Linked DNA regions of Homo sapiens: region 2 is linked to region 1. Evidence: read pairs that join two places in POLR2A ChIA-PET (ENCODE). Cell type or tissue: HepG2. All regions are shown on one strand. Links, peaks and the distances in the headings refer to the core of each region. The heading gives the core; the rest is flanking DNA.

Region 1 (10,654 bases), core at 1,056-9,055:
CATATTATAGGTGCCAATTTTTCTGAGTGTCTGCTCTTAACAATTCCCCCAATAGTTCTTCTCCCCTGATCCTTAGTGGTAAACCTACCCTCTTGCTACAGAGGACTGGAGCAAGAGAGGGTATCTACGCAGCTGACCTGGTCAAAGAGAGCCACTACATGTGATTCTGGCAGCTATGGAGTCAGCTTTCCCTCACCATGGGGACTCAGGACCAGGTGGACCAGGATACTGAAATAGCAGCCAGCCACACAGATGTGGAGGAAGAAGTGACAAAAGACAGAGACAGACTGTTTCCATCTCCAGTCTACTCAAGATCCAAACACTTTCTTGATGTTGAGTCCCATGATAAACTCAAACTCCATGTTTGCTTAAGTGAACTTGGTTTCTGTTGAACTATGGAGTCCTAACCACTTCATTAGCTTCAAGAAAGTTGCCAGTACTGCATCTATCAAGTATTATTCATATTCTGGGCATCTGACACTTCATTTATTCACTTCTTCATGCACCTGATATATGCCAGGCACTTTTCCAGATACTTAAGTAACATCGGCAAACAAACCAGATCAAAACCCTCCCTTTGTGGAGTTTACATTGACATGTCAGTCATATGGAAAGGCACAACGCATTCAGTGTGCACACTACCTTTCTTCCGCCTCCATGTCTTTGTTCACAACCTTCACTTCTCTTGGCAGACCTTTCATCCATCTACACATAGCAAATTCGGCGGATATTTTAAATGTCTGGGTCAAATATTCTCTCTTCTCCAACGTCTTTTCTATTTTCTCAGCAGATAGAATTCTTTTTTCTTTTGTTAATTATAGAACAATTTTATGTTGTATCTTATGAAACATGGTCATTTGACAAGTTGAAAGCATTGAGCATAAGGAGATAAATGACTATTCTCATACAGACTCCTAGAAAAGGCCAATATCCCAAGCATGGCCCAAAGAGTACTATTAACTAACAACTCATCATTCTGTACACAGATACTTCATTCGTCAGAGCTGAAGCAGTTTTACAGTATTAGTAACTTTAAATCTTCCATGTTTCAGACTGAGCATAAAGGCAAAATATGAGATTTTTATTAAATTAGTGTAATATGCACTTAAAATCACATATTTATTTTTTAAAGTTAGCAGAAGATATTAAAACAAAACTCTGTGCTACCCTATGTCACTACTACACTTATCCCATTTGACCTTGTTCTAAGAGTTTTATATATGTATCTTATTTGGCTCCCAGAATGTAAACTCCCTGTGGAACCAGCTTTGCATTTTATTTATTTTTTTGTAGATTAATTTATTGAGAGATAATTTTGTCTCTTTCTCACTGTTACGTTTCCAACTTCAAAAAATGAAAAACTAATCTTCCTCTGCCCCCGTTGGTAAAGTTAGCCATTCCAGGAACCCCTTTGTAATCTTGTTTCAGAAGCTGGAAAAAATTAGCTGCCTACTTCCTAGGTGACAATACTTCAATCTGTAATGCATGAACCTGCTAAACAGGCTGAGGGGGCATGGCTGTGGCTTTTTTATGAGAGTTCCTAACAAGGAAAAGAGAATGAAGGCGTAAGATGTCATTTAGTCTTTGTAAGACTCCGTCTCTGTAAGACTCCGTCTCTGTCCTGTGAATGTGGTTGTTACTTTGTTATAGCTCTGTCAGTTGCACTGCTCAGTGCCAAAACATAAAAGGGAATATTATAATGGGACATAATCTCTGTCAATAGATTTTGGGTATTAAAGAGAGCGTGAGGTCACTCAGGTGGAAAAAGCTGGGCCAGGTAATTTTGTCTGTTAGTTTTACGACATAAAGGAGAGTCTCTCGATGCCATTAGATCTTGAAAGAGTTCAAAGAGAGAACTATCTCATTATCAGAAGGCTGAGGAATTAGTGTAATTAGTATCTGAATATTCTTTAATATTTTCTTGCATAGAAAATAAAGGTAATTGGTTATCAAAAATATTCTTTCAAATGTGTATCTCCTGGAGTTGTGGAGTTCTGAAACTTTAACCAGCTGCCTTATGAAGAGAATTTATTAATTAACTTTATGCCTGCCAAGGAGAAGGAAACCATTCTTAATTTTTAGCCAAAAATTTCCCAAAGTGATGACCAAATCATTATGTTTTGAGTTCCAGATTCCCTTGTTTAGAGTTATAAATGACATTTGAGTTTTAAGGCAGAAATGTTTCTAAATTCCCCTGTCATTTGTTTGGGAATCTATAGTCACTGAGCAACATGAAGCTGGGTCTCCCCTCTCTTCCCACCGCAGGAAAGGAATTGGAGGCTGGAGGCGAACTTGAGTACCTTGAGGTGGTATCCCAAAGGAGATGGTGGTGACAACAGACAAGTCTAGATGTTAGCAGGTCTTCTGATGAAGTCGGGGAGTGATCCCAACACAGATAGCAAATGCTAGAGTTTGGATTTAAACTCAGACCTTAAGATTTTAGATCTACAGGACCACTGTATCACTACAAATCCTGACTTTGCCCCCTTTTGATTGGAATAATCAGATAAAGCACACTACTGATGTGATCCTTGGTAAATGTAATTTACTACTTAAGTACTTTGCTTTTGTAGATGTCAATTTCCTAGTGGTTTTTTTTTTTCTTTTGGTAAATGCAGCATTCTGCAAAAATCTACTACCAATTCCTTGCTCTCACAAAGCATTCACCAACACTGTGCCACTATTTTAGAAATAGAAACCATATCCTAGCCGAAAATGATAAACTCATATATTTCCTTTTGAGATTAACCTGCCCTTTTGAAAGGGAGTCAGAAATGAATGTGAAATTTATTTGCTATTAGACAAATAAATGCAGAAACTGCAATTAAGAACTCTCTTTTAGGACTAGAGCCAACTAGTTTTTCTGCAAGTTTAAAGTTACAATTTTTTGATGGCAAGAATTGGCCAACTGATTTCAAAATATCTTATAGGTACTAAAGTGGACTTTTGAAACTCTGGTAAAGTCCATACATTCCATAAATTAAAAAAATAATAATCAGCCATTTTTTTCAAATATGATATAAAAATATCTGAGGGCTCCTCCCCTCCCCGCAACTGGAATTCACTGAATCAGAGCTGCTATAGGCTTGCATTTTTTGATGCACAGATAACCAGTTTTTAAATCACTTGTAATATAATGAACATAAATAATTGAATTTTTTTTTCTTACAGATTTGATTCTGAAGTATTTTTGAAGTATCTTTAGAACCAATGTGCTTGTGGGCACACATTACACTATTTAAAATTTTATTAAAAGTATTTTAAAAATCCTTAGAGAGAGAATGCCAGTTATCTCTCTCTCTTTCTGGTAGTGGAGAAGAAAAAATAGTATAGGCTTTTCTTAACTCACCACAATGCAGTAATTAAAAGCAAAAGAGAAAGGAGGGAAGTTGTGGGATTATGATGGAGATAATCAGATTCCCCAGTTGCCCTCTGCCTTCCCTGCTATCGAGACAACGCACAGAAGCCAGAATTATGTCTGCAGGTGATTATTTCAGGGAAGCAGTTACTCCTTGTTGGAAGATTCACTGCAATTTCCTTTCAATTACATAGGCAGACATTGGTGTTGGAGAGGGAAATAACAATATTCCTAAACCAAATAAGTAGCTTTTATAAACAAGACAGAATAATACATGAACCTGATTTCTCAAAGGGAAATTAAGTATATGAATGTCAATCATCTGATGAGATTAGCATTACAATATAGGTTCAGAATGAGTATTAAATCACAAAATTACTTTTTATCACTTGATGTAATAGCATTATTCCTCTGATTATATCACCAACTGAACAGCACTTCAAAAATTACTATAGTGCTCTGTATATATCTTTAATTTTAAATCCTTTATTATTTGGGGGCCTGGTTTATTTTTGATCTTTTCTTCTTTAGCTAACGTGTAAGAAGACATTATTAATATTTAGTGAAGATGACACTAAATGTCGTTTTTCAAAACAACAAACTCTGCCTTTTCCTAAACAAGCAGGGAGCCATTATGCCTTCACTGTTCCGCTTCCTTTGTTTCCTCTGTTTTCAGGACCTTCTCTTCTTTGACCGCATCTTCCTCCACCCTCTATCGGTGCACCTCTCCACGGTCTGACCCCACTCAATAATCTCTTTGAAAGTAAGAACTATGACTTATTTTTTTTGTCATTGTTCCCCAAACATATCCCAAGTCTGTGGTAGAATTAAGGTAGTTTCTGGAGAGAACCTGATAACATCTGCTGAGTATTGATGAATAAAAATTCCGTAATAGACTTCCAACAAAACCCTGGAGTAGAATAAAATAACTTTGTAAACCTCATAAAAAAGAATGTCAATTTACATAAATCATTACCATTGCTTTATCGATAGGGTTTTGCTAATCATTGAGAAATTGTGGAGCTGGAAAAGTCTCAGAGATAAACCAGGCAAGTGTTCTTATTTTGGATATGAGGAAACTGATGCCAAGAGAGGTGCAGTGACTTGTCCAAGGTCACATAGATAGTTTTATACCACAAAGGTCCATTCAAGTTTTCCCACAGTTTAACTCTAAAGGAAATTAATATTGAGTAAGGTACATCAGCACATAAGAAGCAAAATGGAAGTGAGTGAAGTATTTCTAGATATGCCACAATTGATTTTCACTCATGTTTTGACAGAGAGATGGATGTGATGAAGGGTATGAATGCAGTTACTGTTTAAGAAGGTGATGGACTAACCAACATTGGTTTTAGCAAAGAATAAAGAAAGTGACTGTCCTTCAATCTAGCTCCACATGCGGTTCTTAAATATTAACCACAAAGTACTCAAGCCCAAGGGCACGAGCTCTGGGTATGCAGAGTGTAGCATTGACAGCTTTCAGGAATGCAGGCCCAAAGACAGCTCCAGAAAATATCCAGGAAGCAAACTATCTTGAAGTTCTATACTTTCTTTGAAATGCCAAGATGTAATCTAAAAATATGTGTTCTACTTTTTTAGTCTAATAAACCACATTTATATGATGGTTATCTGTCATATGGGGAGACAAAATTCAACATTTCACATGCCTGAGCTTTATACCCCTCCTTTAAATGTATCAAGATTTCATAAAGCTTTGGTTCTTCAGAAAAGATCAAGGTACATCACAATATTTAAAGCATTATCTCCATATCTATTGCCACAGGAGGATAAAGAGAAAATAAACATAAATGCAAATAATGAAAATGCCTGAGCAATCATAAAGAATGAAGTTACTGTGTGGATTCTATTCTGTGTTTATGTGTTCTTTCCTTTGCTCTTAAGTCAGTTAAACATAATGCTTGGGTTCTTTCCTGATTTATTTCATTCAGCAATCCCCCCTACCCCCCGACATCCCTTGCAAAGATGAATCAACAAAAGCTATTACCAAGAACAATATGATTGATTACTTATTGGAACTCGAATACCAATTTTCCACTTAAGTATATCTTTATATCAATCACCTCACTTGCCTACCTATTGAAGAGTTTCAATTAGATTTTTTTAATAAAGAGGACTTTCTTTACTCTAAAGGATATAGCTGATATTTATGAAGACAACGCTTTATTTACAGAATAAAACTGAACTTTGCCATAACTTAGCATAAGCAAATATGTAGTTTCTGTTTCCCTAAAGAATTCCTGTCAACATCTTTTTCCTTTCATGTTCAAAGGCAGAAAGTCATTGACTTTACCAGGAGCACAGCAAAGCCATCTGTAAAGTATACAAGTGTCGCTAGAATTAGGTGCTACCATATTTCTTGGGGAAATTAACATTTTTGACACATCTGTATGCAGTTCCAATCTTCGGATATCAATTTACAAACTCACATAAATTACATTTGGTTACATCTTTTCTTTTTGTTTCTTTCCTTGAGAAAAGCAAGAATTCTACTCTAGGCCAAATAATGGACAGAAATCATTAGGGTCCACTCCAGGGACTGAGGCCCTTTAGAAGAGATTGGCAAGTGACTAGGGAAAAGGTACATCGAAGGTCAGAAAATAATGACATTTAGCCTAGTTCTCCTCGTGATTCCTTGGAAATTTTGGGGCCCATGAGCTCAGTTGCTGCTTCTGGGATTGCCCCTATTCATATCAAATAGCAGAGAACTGAGATGTCTTACCCACACCTGAGAAGATTCGGATGTGAGCATGGGATAGAGGTGCTAGGCAGCGGCACTTTCATGCCTAAGTGCAGTCTCTCATACCTGTTCATCTGCAGTGGCATGAAAGGCAAACAGATTCTTCTGCTCATTATGGGTTGTTGAAATGACAGAACCACTTTGTCTCAACATTTTCTATGACACTTGATACATAAGGAAGCTCAGAGACTAAAGTCCTTGTTTCCATGTTGCACTAGGTCTTTTTGAAAGTCTCTTTTACATTCTGATTGCTATCATGACATCAAAGTCACCTGTATTCCTCATCTTTGTGGGGAAGAGCAGGCTAAATAAAGTAGGTAAGGACACCTTCTGAGTCTGCACCCCTTTAATTGACACATAGGGGATGTGACCCCTGACGTTTCTGCTTCCCTTATTCTTTCTGCAACTAAGCAAACATAGAATGTGGATTTTCCCATGCTCTTAGCAAGGATGAAACTCAGCGATCATTTGCTCTACTTCACATGGTAGTTGTTTCTAAGATTACATATCATATATATGCATATATATATATGTTATGTTATGCTACACACACACAACTGCTAATGAGTGTTCTCTCTCCCCTTTTCTTGTCCCTCTGCTCTCTAGGACAGCAGTAGCTTTATATGTATCTCTATCTGCCCTAAGTCTCCTCTCTTGGGCATCACAAACAGAGTTACCCTTCCATGAACCATTTGTTGCTTTAAAATTATACCTCAGATGCAGTCATGGTCCTAGCAGAAAGTAGATGGTACATTCAAAATGGTTAAAATAAAAATAATTATGGAGAAACTATTGACCAAGTGGGTTAAGATGGTTGATGAGTGCCCAGGAACTAGCAATAGAGAGAGCCAATGCCATTCCAGGCAAGAGTGAAAGTGGCACCAGATTCCGGTGAGAGCTAGAGCTTTAGAAGACCCAACTGAGAGGTTTAACTAAAGAGGAATGCAGCTGCTTTTTTAAGCTAGGAAGTGAGGTGTGGTCGGGGAGACTCTCCAATTTTCTGCTAATGCCTGTCTTGGGCTGCATTCAAAGCCAACGGATGAAGGACCCCAAGTTTCTCAATCCCTGGAAAGTGGACTTGAAAGTCTTTCCCTCTACTTGTCCATTATTCCACTTCTAACCTACATTTTAATACTCCCAACACTCTCTTCCCTGGTCTGCATTCCTTGGAGTCCAGTGCTCCTGCTAGTAGCCCTTCTTCCAGGGCTCCAGCATTTGTTGGGCTCTGGGAATGTTTTTTCCAGGTTGGCAGTTGTGAAGGGCTGGTGGGAACTGGGGAAAATAACAATGTGTCTCATCTTATCTCTAAAAACATCTCTTTTTCTTTGTTTAAAAAGCAAAACACATGTGTCTAAAATATTTTACAGAGATGAACAAAAATCTTTATGATAAAAGATTCTATTTAATACCCTAACCCTTAATACAGTGCCTAGTATATGGTAGTGTATGATATGGTTTGGCTGTGTCCCCACTCAAATCTCATCTTGAATTGTAACTCCCACAATTCCCATATGTAGTAGGAGGAACCTGGTGGGAGGTAATTGAATCATGGTGGCGAGTCTTTCCTGTGTTGTTCTCATGATAGTGCATAAGTCTCATCAGATATGATGGCTTTAAAAATGGGATTTTGCTGACACAGCTCTCTTTTTGCCTGCTGCCATCCATGTGAGATGTGACTTGCTCCTCGTTGCCTTCTGCCATGATTGTGAAGCCTCCCCAGCCATTTGGAACTGTAAGTTCAATAAACCTCTTTCTTTTGTAAATTGTCATGTCTCAGGTATGTCATTATCAGCAGCTTGAAAATGGACTACTCAGTAAATTGGTACTGGGAGTGGGGCACTGCTAAAAAGATTCCCAAAAATGTGGAAGCCACTTTGGAACTGGGTAACAGGCAGAGGTTGGAACAATTTGGAGGGCTCAGAAGAAGAAAGGAAAATGTGGGAAAGTTTGGAACTCCCTAGAGACTTGTTGAATGGCTTTGACCAAAATGCTGATAATGATATGAACAACGAAATCCAGGCTGAGGTGATCTCAGATGGAGATGAATAACTTGTTGGGAACTGGAGCAAAGGTGACTCTTGTTATATTTTAGCAAAGAGACTGGTGGCATTTTGTCCCTGCCCTAGACATTTGTGGAACTTTGAACTTGGGAGAGATGATTTAGGGTATGTGGTGGAAGAAATTTCTAAGTGGCAAAGCATTCAAGGGGTGACTTGGGTGCTATTAAAGGCATTCAATTTTAAAAGGGAAACAGAGCATAAAAGTTTGGAAAATTTGCAGCCTGACAATGCAATAGAAAAGAAAATCCCATTTTCTGAGGAGAAAGTCAAGCTAGCTGCAGAAATTTGCATAAGCAATGAGGATCTGAATGTTAATCCCCAAGACAATGAAGAAAATGTCTCCAGGGCATTCAGAGGCCTTCATAGCAGCTCCTCCCATCACAAGCCTGGAGGCCTAGGATGAAAATGTGGTTTCATGGGCCAGGCCCAGAGTTCCCATGCTGTATGCAGCCTAGGGACTTTGTGCCCTTTGCCTCAGCCATTCCAGCTATGGCTGAAAGGGGCCAACATAGTGCATGGGTCATAGCTTCAGAGGGTGCAAGCCTCAAGCCTTGGCAGCTCCCACGTGGTGTTGAGCCGGCAAGTGCACAGAAGTCAAAAACTGGGGTTTGAGAACCTCTGCCTAGATTTCAGAAGATGTATGGAAACGCCTGGATGCCCAGCAAAAGTTTGCTGCAGGGGTGGGGCCCTCATGGAGAACCTCTGTTAAGGCAGTATGGAAGGGAAATGTGGGGTCAGAGCCCCCACACAGATTCCCTACTAGTGTACCACTTGGTGGAGCTATGAGAAGAGGGTCACCATCCTCCAGACCCCAGAATGGTAGATCCACTGACAGCTTGCACTGTGTTCCTGGAAAAGCCACACTTAATGCCAGCCTGTGAAAGCAACTAGGAGGGAGTCTGTACCCTGCAAAGCAACAGGTGTGGAGCTTCCCAAGACCATGGGAACCCACCTCTTGCATCAACGTGACTTGGATGTGAGACATGGAATCAAAGATCATTTTGGAGCTTAAAGATTTGACTGCCCTGCTGGATTTCAGACTTGCACAGGGTCTGTAGTTCCTCTGTTTTGGCCAATTTCTCCCATTTTGAATGGCTGTATTTGCCCAATGCCTGTACTCCCATTGTATCTAGGAGGTAACTAACTTGCTATTGATTTTATAGCCTCATAGGCAGAAGGGACTTGCCTTGAGACTTTGGATTGTGGACTTTTCAGTTAATGCTGAAATGAGTTAAGACTTTGGAGGACTGTTGGGAAGGCAAGATTGGTTTTGAAATGTGAGGACATGAGATTTGGGAGGGGCCAGGAGTGGAATGATATGGTTTGGCTGTGTCCCCACTGAAATCTCATCTTGAATTGTAACTCCCACCATTCCCATGTGTCATGGGAGGAACCCAGTGGGAGGTAATTGAATCATGTGGGTGGGTTTTTCCTGTGCTGTTCTCATGATAGTGAATAAGTCTCACAAGATCTGATGGCTTTAAAAATGGGAGTTTGCCTGCAAAAACTCTCTTTTTGCCTGCTGCCATCCATGTGAGATGTGACTTGCTACTCCTTGCCTCCAGCATGATTGTGAGGCCTCCCCAGCCACGTGGAACTATGAGTTCAAGAAACTTGTTTTTCTTTTGTAAATTGCCCAGTGTATTAGTTCATTTTCATGCTGCTGATAAAGACATACCTGAGACTGGGTAATCATGGCAGAAGATGAAAGGCACATCTTACATGGCAGCAGGCAAGAGAGAATGAGAGCCAAGTGAAAGGGGAAACCCCTTATAAAACCATCTCGTGAGACTTATACACCACCACAAGAACAGTATGGGGAAAACTGCTCCCACGATTCAGTTATCTCTCACCAGGTCCCTCCCACAACACATGGGAATTATGGGAGCTACAATTCAAGATGAGATTTGAGTGGGGCACAGCCAAATCATAGCAGGTAGAGACTCAGGAATAAACATATGGATATTCAAGCAGTACTATTTTTAGATAAATTCTAAGAATAATTTTAGAATAATAATAATTGTTGTTAATTTTATTGAGGACTTAATATATTTTGGGACCTTCAAACCTCACAACAGTCTCATAAAATAGTTGCTATTACCATGTTATCTTCATGAATTTATAAATGAGGCAACTGAGGCTCAGAGTAGTTGAGCATCTTGGCCAAGATCACACAGTAACGAGGTGACTAAGTGTGATTCTGAAACCAGCAGTGTATCTCCAAAGTACCTAATCTTACCATAAGGCCATACTAAAACTCTCCACAATATCACATTATTAAAATTATGGTGGAAAGTCTCTGCAATTCGAGTTCACAGGCAAACAAACAGAAGACAATAGTCTTTCTTTACTGCTAAGGATTACATCACATTAAGCTCATATAAGGACATAATGGGGGAGAGACATTTCTACAAGTAGCTGACCGAAGATAGTTTTTAGGTGTATGATCAGTCTGTAGCCTGGATTCTTGTCAAACAT
Region 2 (10,654 bases), core at 989-8,988, 95 kb after region 1:
TGGAGACTTAGTGTGGTCCAGGTGGCAGGTCAAGCAGGGTCTGAAATAGTCTTTGGTCCTTCCCTAGTCATTTTGTGCATCACTGCTAGATTAATTTTTTGTAAAGCTCAGTCTCTAGAAAAAGCAATTCTGGAGCTAGATCCATAATGAAACTACTTTTTAGCTGTCAGGCCATGTGCAAATAAGATAATTTTTCTGAGAGGTTAAATGAGGATACTATGTCTTTTAGATTTGTTGTAAAATTTGACTACAATTATGTTAGAAGTATTTTACACAGGATCTGACATATCATGGAGTCTTAATAAACATCAATCTCCTGCTTCCATATTCTTCCCTACTCAACATATATGAATGAAACACCAGCTGCTATTAAAAAAGGTCTAATACGGCTTTTTATATCTACTCTCAGGCAGGTTAAAACCTCATCTTTTACTATTTCTCCAAATCTTAAATTTCTTCAAAACCGAAAGCATTGCTATCCCCCCTGAATTGCTGCCTCTTTTATCAACACAATTCATTTGCTCATTCATTTCTGTTTCACTCCATGTGGGTTAGCCATTCTTTTGCCTCTCCGTTGCTACATGTCTTCTTTCCCACCTTCCAAAGCCTTCTCAATTGTCACGTATTTCATAAACCATTCTATAGCAGCATCTATTTTTACTCTGACTGTCATGTATATTTTTTGTGCTTGTTAATTTTTCTTATTGTATTTATCATGATTATAGTATTTGGGGATAGAGCATAGTAGAGAGTTTAATAGAGTACAAGATACATCGAATTTACTACTGACTCTATCTAACCTTCATCACATACTCGATATATGACCTTGGGTAAGTCACTTAACCTCTGTGTGCCTTTCCTCATTTGTGAAAGAGACTCTGTAATAATACTTTTGTGATTGATGTTATGGGTTGGATTGTGTGCCCTAAGAAGGTACATATAAGTCCTAACCCTTAGCACTTCAGAATGTGACCTTATTTGAAAATAATGTCATTGCAGATGTAATTAAGATGAAGTCATACTGGAGTGGAGTGGGCTCTTAATCCAGTGTGACTGGCATCCTTACTAGTAGAGGAGAAAGACACACAGAGGGAAAATGGCATGTCACTATAATGGGAGAGATTGGAGTTCTGTTGCCATAAACCAAGAAACACCTGGGCTACCAGAAGCTGGAAGAGGCAATAAAATATATTTTCTTAGAGGCTTTAAAGAGAACATGGACCTGCTGACACTTTGAATTTGGACTTCTAACCTCCAAAAGTGTGAGAGAATATATTTCTCTTGTTTTAAGCCCTCAGGTTTGTATTATCCTGTTCTCGTAGGTCAAAGAAACTAATACAGTTGATGTGAAGATTAATTAATTAAAAATTTCAGAAGATTGCTCAAATTACAGTATTCAACAAGTCTTAATTTTCATTACCTGTGTTATTTATTCTGCTATGACATAAACTCCTTGAGCTCAGGAACCATATCTTACGTTGGTCTCCCCAAGCTCCAACCCAATATATATTACACAAAATAAAATAAATAACTACTTATAAAATGTGTTTTGAATAAATAGTGTATTGATTTTTCTTAATTATTCAATCCTCTATAGGAAACATTGGAAAAAACAGAATAGTTGATATATTGCTCAAAACCTATGGGTTTAACCTAAATCATAAGTTAGCCAGAACCTATTATTTAGAAAATTGTTTTCTGTGCAAAAATGAATAAGATTAAGCATATTTGTAATTGTATACTAGTCAATTATTTGAAAAATAAATGAAGTTCTAATAAAATTAATCATGAATTGATATCAAATTAAACTTTACATTATCTTTTTTGGAAAATAATTGTTCATCCCTTTCATTACAATGAAAAATATTTGAAATACTTATCTTCTTTTTCTGTTGGTTGAAATTATCTATGATGACACCAATGAACAAGTTCAAAGTGAAGAATGACCCAAAGATGATAAAGACGACAAAATAAATATACATGTAGAGGCTATATTCATATTTGGGCTGCTTGTCTACCTATAAAATTTACAAAAGTTAGCATTATATGGACAGTAACATTCATTATTTTCTTTTTCACATGGTTTGACCAGGTAATTCAAACAGTGCTATCCTAGGTAAACATAGGATTTAAGAAGCCATAGCATTGTTGAGGTTTAACATAATCACTCTTAACAATTTATTCAACATGTATTCATTACATACTTATTATTTAATTTATTACATACTTATGTAATAAATAATATAATCTTCAAATAACTACAAAGGGCTTAATCATATGCATATTTGTGCTCATATTGGTAGGAAAATTCAATAACTAAGTGACATACTATGTATATGTTATTTCCAAAAGTACTGTAAATGAGACATTATCATATTTATACACATTTTGCCATGTATTTTCTTTTGATTCCGAATACATCTTTATTATATTTTGTAAAAATATTACCTAGGGAGTAATCATTAAAGTTTCTTAGCATGGAACTTATTTCACATAAACTCATCCAAGGTGTTTTAAACTGTAAAAACAGTAAAAGCTATACATTAAAATTATTTTATTTTTATTTTGATAAGCGCATATTTACTGAGCATTTAGTAATGCCAGCCTGCACTAAGTGCCCTGCTTCTATTTTCTTGTTGGGTCCTCACAACACTATGGAGTAGGCATTGGATGATTGTAGACATTTATTAGACAAATGATAGATTCATTAAATTATAGATTAGACAAATAAACTAAGTCTCAAGAAGGTAAGGTAATTTGCCCGAAGTCAGTTGTAGAGCTTGGATGATATGGTACAGCTAGAATTTGAATCAGGCTCTATCTCCAACTGCTGTACTCACAACCACTAGGCTACTATCAGGTGGATGTTCTTCATTGTCTATGTGAGTCCCAAGGGCTTCATGAAGTTATAGTTTGGAAATCACTGAAATAAACTAAGAAGCTTTTAAAAATAAAGTTTAGTGCTAAGATAATCAATACTTACATTAACAGAATCCACTGCTGCATACATAATAATCGTCCATCCCTTAAAAGTTGCCTTTAAGAATAACATTAATAGAATTTGAATGTTAAGCTCATATTCTAAAATAGCCATAAACAGAGTTTTGTCTGTTTAATGTTACCACAATTATTAAGTAATACTAGTAAGTTTTGCTGTATTCAACATGTCCATTTAATGTAAAGATTTTTTTAAAAAGGACATATTCCCAAGTAACATTCTAAATCTTAGTCCCAGTTAATTATTTCTAAATTGTTACAGTTGCCTGTGAATTTCGCACATAACCTTTTATTTTTTAAAGGTGAAGGAAAATTTTATGAATAAGACAGGAAACATCTTTTCTCCATTTTTTAAAGGGTTCTCCATGCCTGTGGGAAGTTCCTCTCATCCCTTCATAGTGTGAAGCAGGAAGTTCAAAAACGTTCATTTTTGAAGCAATATTTGAATGGTGCAAGATGGGAGTCCACATGACACCAAAGAGTCAATTATAAATTAATAACTCAAATGCAACAGAACCCATGCTTCTTATTCATGTAGGAACATGTTCTAGGAAAGACCAACACTTTTTTTTTTTTTTTTTTTTTTTTTTGAGACAAGAGTCTCGCTCTGTAGCCCAGGCTGGAGTGCAGTGGCACGATCTTGGCCCACTGCAACCTCCGCCTCCCAGGTTCACGTGATTCTCCTGCCTCAGCCTCCCAAGCAGCTAGGATTACAGGCGCCTGCCACCACACCCAGCTAATTTTTTTGTATTTTTAGTAGAGATGGGGTTTCACTATGTTGGCCAGACTGGTCTCGAACTCCTGACCTCATGATCTGCCCACCTTGGCCTCCCAAAGTGAAGAGACTACAGGCATGAGCCACTGCGCCCGGCCAAGACTGGCACTGTTTTAAAAACCACACAGTATTTTATCTTCAATTTATAATTAATATACTATTTAAAGAATAACTTATATCCTTCGTCCAATATCTATTAAAATACCAAGCACTCATGAAATGGGACACTTACAACTTGAAGCAGAGATAGGTAACCAAGTCCGACATTATCAAAGTTCACTTTCAGGTTTTTCCATCGCACATTTTGACTAACATTCATAAGGGCAAAACATTCGGAACGATTTGGAACTTGACTTGCAGGAAACCGTGACCCATCTGTGGTGTTAATACACTCATAGAACTTGCCAGCAAACAAATTTACTCCCATGATGCTGAATATCAGCCAGAATATAAGACACACAAGTAGCACATTCATGATGGAAGGAATTGCTCCTATGAGTGCATTCACAACGACCTAGTATTCAAAAGAAAGAAAAGCATGATTAGGATTAGTAAGATGTTAAATAGGCAACATGAAAGAAATGCCATGCAGACATAAATAAATTAGAAAAGCCGCCCTTAAATATCTAAGACATCAAACCAACCAGCCGACTCATGTTTATTAAATGCCTACTCTACACTCAGCAGTGTGCCAAGCAAGACAAAATAAGACATGAACTCTGTGATCACCAGGCTTACAAATTACATGATTATCACACAATAAAATTGTTAGCAAAATATAAGACAAAATAACTAAGATAATATAATAGCTTAAATAAATGTAAAATAAATAAAAATAATAAACCAAAACCTGTTATTGATAAGGTAAACTTGTAAAATCTGTACACTCTGGAAAAAAAAGAAATGTATAAACATAAATGAAAAATATATATTTATATACATTTAAATGTTCATGATCCTATTATTACCAGCATTAAAGATTCCCCCATAGAGAAACTATTGGTGTATATCAGGTAGGTGGAATTATGACTGGACATCATTTTAATTTAATTTAATTATTTTCTTTTCTTATTCTCTTTTTTTGAGACATTCTCCACAAAAGGATTGAGAATCTTTAAATGGTTTAAATCCTTTAGATTTGGCTGGTTCTACGAAATAAGAGCAATCGTTTTAAATTTATTATTATTACTCTAAATACTTTATATGTAAGCCTTTGACTAAATATATATAGTGCTGGCCTCAGTTAAGACAAAAATTAGGAACAGTTTTTCTTTAATCCTTTCTTTATTTCTGCTTTTCAGCATTTGTACTGCTATTGATCACCAGTTTGTCTTTGCCACTCCAGTTTTCATCCAGGGCAATTCCTGTGGCATTTAACACTCTCCAGATTTTCTTATTTACTTAATCTTTCAAAACCTACCTGTCATCTTACACTTCAGCTTGAGCACCCATTCAAGTACAAATGTGTTAAAGATTAACCTGTTAGGGAAGGAGCACTGGGATCCTTCTTTTCTGCAATGTATTAAGCAGGTTCTCAAGATGCTTTAAAATAGAGAAATACTAAGGATCTCTGACTACTAATCAGATCATCTAGGGAGAAGGTTTGCAAACATTTTTATAAATATTTTTAGGCTTTGTGGGTTATATCTCCGTTGCAACTATTCAACTCTGCCATGGTAGTCATGGGTCATACATAAACAAACTGGTATGGCTGTGTTCCAAGAACATTTTTACAAAAACAGGCTGGGGTTTGTTGACCTTTGGTCCAGAGCAATGATTATTTGGAGTTCATGGACCTGTAGAGGTTTCCTGGGGGCATGAAATTATATAACAAACATTATGGTTGTGCTGTCTTTCCGGAAAGACAATTCTAACTTTCATCAGATTCTTACAGTCTATGTGACCTCAAAAAAGATTAGGAGGAATAGGAATAGAGAATGAAGTTCAAAGTAGCCAGCTCTTAATAGAGCCTACCTTTTCATGCTCATTTCCTGCTGCCCTCCCTACTATGTTTATCACGTAGGCACTCTGATACATCTAGTCACTGACCAAGCACACCTTGCACAATCTATTCTGTGCCTCCCTACCATGTGGTATCACTGCCTTGAATGCCTATCTGCCTATGATTTGGGGCTTACTCTTCAGTCATGAAATGTCTGAAATGTCACCTCCTTGTGATGTCTTCCCAGACTTCCCCGGATAGCCACTCCCTACTGTATATTCCTGTATCATTATGTGCCCTTGTCTGTCTCTCTTGTAACCATTGACCCTACTCACTCTTTGGGGACCGGGGTCTATGTACCACTGTACTCTGTGTTTTTTATATCACAACACCTGACACATAGTTGGTGTTTAAAATGTTTTTCTAAAAAATGTGAGTAATGATGGAATCATGGGTCTCTGAGAAAGACAGGCACCTATTGGTCTGATGAGAAGCCAGTTGGGAAAGCTAAAGAGCCTAAGGACTCAAACAAGCTGACTACAATATGCCTCAAATGCATTATTTCATTATTTCATTTATCCTTCAAAATAGCCCTGCGGCATGAATAAATGTCTCTTTTTGCATGGTTAACAAATGTAACTAAATAGACATTTGCCTCTCAAAATATACTAAACTATTCTCCTGCATCCAATTCACCTGTAATACAGATAAAGAACAAAGAGCAAACAGAGTTAAATAGTGGGCTGGCTTAATCACTGAAGGAAGTGGTTTTGTAGGGGAAAGTTGTGATAGATTGTAACATTCTATTAATGCTCAAAAAATTAAGTTAATGTCAATGAATTCTAATACCACCTTTCTGCACAAAATGAAACTTGTAATTTTCAACTTGTAGATAGAATATTTTTGAATTGTGCTTATGAACTTTTTTGTATAATCATGATCTTTCTTTTATACTTGGAAACCGTTATACACTGGATAATTAAAATAGCAGAGATTGCAGTCATAATTAGGTTTGTAGGGATAACAGTGAAGATTTGGTAGGCTGAAAGATCTCTAATGTTCACTTGAGGCTGGTTAAAACCCAAGTTTCTTATCCCCATCCTGGAGTTTCTGACTCAGTAGGTCTGGGGTGAGATCCAAGAATTTGCTTTTTTTTTTTTTTTTTTTTTGATACAGAGTCTTGCTCTGTTCCCCAGGCTGGAGTGCAGTTGCATGATCTCGGCTCACTGCAACCTCTGCCTCCCGGGTTCAAGCGATTCTTCTGCCTCAGCCTCCCTAGTAGCTGAGACTACAGGTGAGCACCACTATGCCCGGGTAATTTTTTGCATTTTTAGTAGAGATGGGGTTTCACCATATTGGCCAGGCTGGTCTCGAACTCCTGACCTCATGATCCGTCCGTCTTTTTAATAAGTTTGTAGATAATGCTAATAGCTGGTCAGTAAACCACACTTAAAGTATCAGTAAGCTGGACTAATCTCCGTGTTAAATTGCTCAGAGAAGGTAAGGTAGGGAGGCAGTTAAGTAAACAAATAAGTAAAATACAATATAATGAGGATTTTAGGTGTCTGAACAGAGAGAGAATATCCAGTTATGTCTCCTGGTGGACGGACAAGGCAACTTTAAATTGAGCCTTAAAGGACAGATAGGTGTTTGTCTGCTATACAAACGGGTTAGGGTCGGGACAGGGCAGGGGAAGCATTCCAGAACAGAGGCATAAAATAGCAGGTATAAATCTGGAGAAGAAATTTTAGAGGAGTACCAACACATGAGGATATGGACTAATTACAGAAAATAGAGTTGTTGTCCTCCATGTGTGTTACAAAGTTGCTGGTTTAATACAATCCTTAAAGCTAGGTTATGGTAGTTGTTATTCATTATAACTTGTTTGTCTCTGCTAATTGAGTATCTTTTCAGGCACTCTGCAGCCTAAGTGCAAATTAAGTAAACTCTCTGAGCTTTAGTTTTCTCAAATATAATTTAGTTATAATTCCACTTACTTTGCAATGTTATTTTAAAGGTGAAATTAAATGTGATGGCTGATGCTGTCTCACTTACCTATCTTTTCTAATGCTCCTTACCCAGGTAGTTTCTTAAACAAATATTATTTGAACACCTGATATAAGTAGGTCCTTGATTACTTATGTATGAGAGATGATGTTAGGAACAATAGTTTCCCCTTTCACTTGGACTTCCTAGCACAGGGAAGATTTCCATTTAATATGAAAAAAGTCACTCATTTGGATCATTCTATTGTTTGACAATATTAGATAAAGGCAGGATTACTGTGATTAACTTATTCCCTTGTTAAACAATATGCACTGAAATACTGTGTGTGTATATATATATATATATAGAGAGAGAGAGAGTATGCATATATATACTAATATGTACAGTAAATGAAATAATATATATACTATACTATATATGCATATTTTATATATAGTCTTTCATATTCTGTATATATTAATATATAATAGTATATACTAATTAGTATTATACTTTTTTAGTAATATACTAGTATATACTAATGAGTATTATACTATTTTTAGTAATATACTATTTAATTAATGCTATAATTAGTATTTATATATTAGTATGCATATATACCATTAGTATATATAATATGCATATATACTATTAGTATATGTAATATGCATATATATACTATTAGTGTATATAATATGCATATATATACCATATATGCATACTATATATAGTATATATGCATACTGTATATAGTATGTAAATGCATACTATATAGTATACATATGCATATATACATATATGCATATGTATATATGTATATGTACACACACATACATAAACAGCCTATGTATTTATGTAAACAGAAACAACTCATAATTTCTACATACCCATTGTTTTTATATTTTAAACCCCATTAAAAAATAAGAACATTATAAAGTTTAGTATTTTCTTACCCTCATTCCTTCAAATCTAGATAAGGCTCTTAGAGGTCTTAAAGCTCTCAGTGTCCGAAGGGATTTAATGGGGCCAAGATCTGAGTAGCCAAGAGTGTTTGCCACTAAAGTAACCAAAGAAACCTATAAAAATAACATTTTCATTAATTGTGTCAATAAAATGATGAAGCATAAAAGGAAAAAGTCAATTCTGAAACTCACTAAAAGCAACTCAACAGGAACAATAAGATGGTATATACGGAGTTGTGTAGTCAATGCCTAAAAATAGGGTAAGATGGATGTTTCTGTAAGGAAATAGATTTAAAAGAAGGTTAACCAAAATAAGAAGAAATAATGTAAGCAAAGTAAGTTGTTTATTCTATTTGAATAGAAATCATGCATATGCTTTTCACACTTTTGTAATCAATTGCTTTGTAATTCCTTATTAAATCTAAAAATTTAATTAGAACAATGGTGAACATTTTAATTATAAAACTCAGGTCAAAATGAAGTGTGTGATTCTGAAGCTAAGCCCTAAAAGTGTGGTATTCACTCAACTAAATCTATGTCTTAGTATAAATCTTATTAAAAAACATTTTGAAGACTCATGATTTTGAGTTGGGGCAAATTCTCAACAAGATTGCTTCTGCCCTACAATTTCTAAAGATTAGCACCAAAGATCTACCAAATAGTTTTTCATGGGAGAAAAATCACAATTGTACTGAAGAGAGAATGAGAGTAGCTGATCTCATTGGCTTCACAATCAATATAGATATAATAAGAGCTTCATCATGTTAGATAGATCAGCCACAATTACCATAACCAGTATCCAAAAGAAATTTGAGTTCTTATCGTAAATTATCTTAAGAAAGAACATGAACAGCAATACAATCAATACACATTTTAGTTACAAAGCAATGAGCTCCTCCATGACCTTAGATCTGGATCTATAAATATGTTTACTCTCTGAATTAGTTCCATGGAAAATATTCATTTGCCTCACATCCTGTGTAGCAGGAGACGATGTCTAAGAAAAATGTCTGGAATGCAGTTCTTCATTACGAATAAGTTAGTGACTGAGAGATTCAATTTTTCGAGGGAAGAATAGGAACAGATGAGAGCCAACTTTATATATTTATCTATTTCAGGCGTAGAAAAAGTCATTGTTCACAAAAAGTTCATTGCTGTTACCATCAGAGACAGGTAAACTGACTGATGAAGCGGGAAGTGTTTTAAAGTGCTCATCCTCATGTAGTATTTCCAGATGTCTCACTAAATGTAACATGGCTTTTTTTTTTAAATTCCTAAAGCTACGTATTTAGCAGAATAAATTACTCCTCATGCCACTCTTAAATTTGCCCAGTCATTCACATCCATTATTTTCCACTTAAGAACACTTGAAAATATGTATGCTCCCTCTTTAATCAGAAAATTTTTTTTTTAATGTTTTGCTGTGGTTTGAATGTTTGTCCCTTTTGAAACTCATGTTGGAACTTAATTCCCAATGTAACAGTATTAAGAGGCAGAGCCTTTAAAAGGTGATGAGGTCATGAAGGTTCTGCCTTCATGAATGGAATATAGAGTAAGGGCTTAATGGGTTATCATGGGAGTGAGTTAGATATCACAAGAGTGGGTTTATTATAAAACCCAGTTTGGCTCTCAGTGAACACCCCTCGCCATGTGATGCCATGAGCTGCCTTGGGACTCTCTGGTGTGCCCACCAGCAAGAAAGTTCCCACCAGATGTGGACCCTTCACCTTAGACTTCCCAGCTTCCAGAACTTTAAGAAATAAATTTCTTTATTGAATACTTTAACCAGTCTCAGGTATTCAGTTACAGCAATAAAAGGTAGACTAAGACATGTCTGTTATAATTGATACAGCCCCTAAAATACTAATAGGTCTGTTCTCCAAGCCACTGTTAAGTGAGTTTTATGACACGGAATATATGCATATTATTAAGACTATGGTATAGTTTGTAACTGAGAATATATATGCATATATATTCACATCTTTCTATAAA

Evidence for each region. Peaks named below come from ENCODE experiments on the same cell type or tissue, not always from the same donor. Only the 100,000 strongest peaks of a DNase experiment are listed, where the experiment ranks them.
Region 2: POLR2A ChIA-PET joins it to region 1 with 17 read pairs; 2 of 35 experiments call an interaction of 5 or more read pairs at or near these places.

The regions. Positions count from the first base shown.
Region 1 is chr2:166,129,788-166,140,441 of GRCh38, forward strand. All of the region lies in intron 2 of SCN1A-AS1 (SCN1A and SCN9A antisense RNA 1), which reads left to right. It also overlaps a transcript of SCN1A not described here. Among named protein-coding and RNA genes, the nearest start is that of SCN1A, 7.1 kb to the left of the region's middle. In HepG2, for the core only: no CTCF peak of the experiment used is centred there; DNase peaks (open chromatin) are centred at 4,724, 5,184, 5,644 and 6,274; H3K4me3 peaks cover 1,286 bases.
Region 2 is chr2:166,224,687-166,235,340 of GRCh38, forward strand. It overlaps SCN9A (sodium voltage-gated channel alpha subunit 9), which reads right to left. Exons shown (of 27, transcript NM_001365536.1): 21 at 8,654-8,776; 22 at 4,005-4,286; 23 at 2,984-3,037; 24 at 1,881-2,018. All of the region lies in intron 4 of SCN1A-AS1 (SCN1A and SCN9A antisense RNA 1), which reads left to right. Among named protein-coding and RNA genes, the nearest start is that of SCN1A, 100 kb to the left of the region's middle. In HepG2, for the core only: no CTCF peak of the experiment used is centred there; DNase peaks (open chromatin) are centred at 5,215 and 5,695; H3K4me3 peaks cover 568 bases.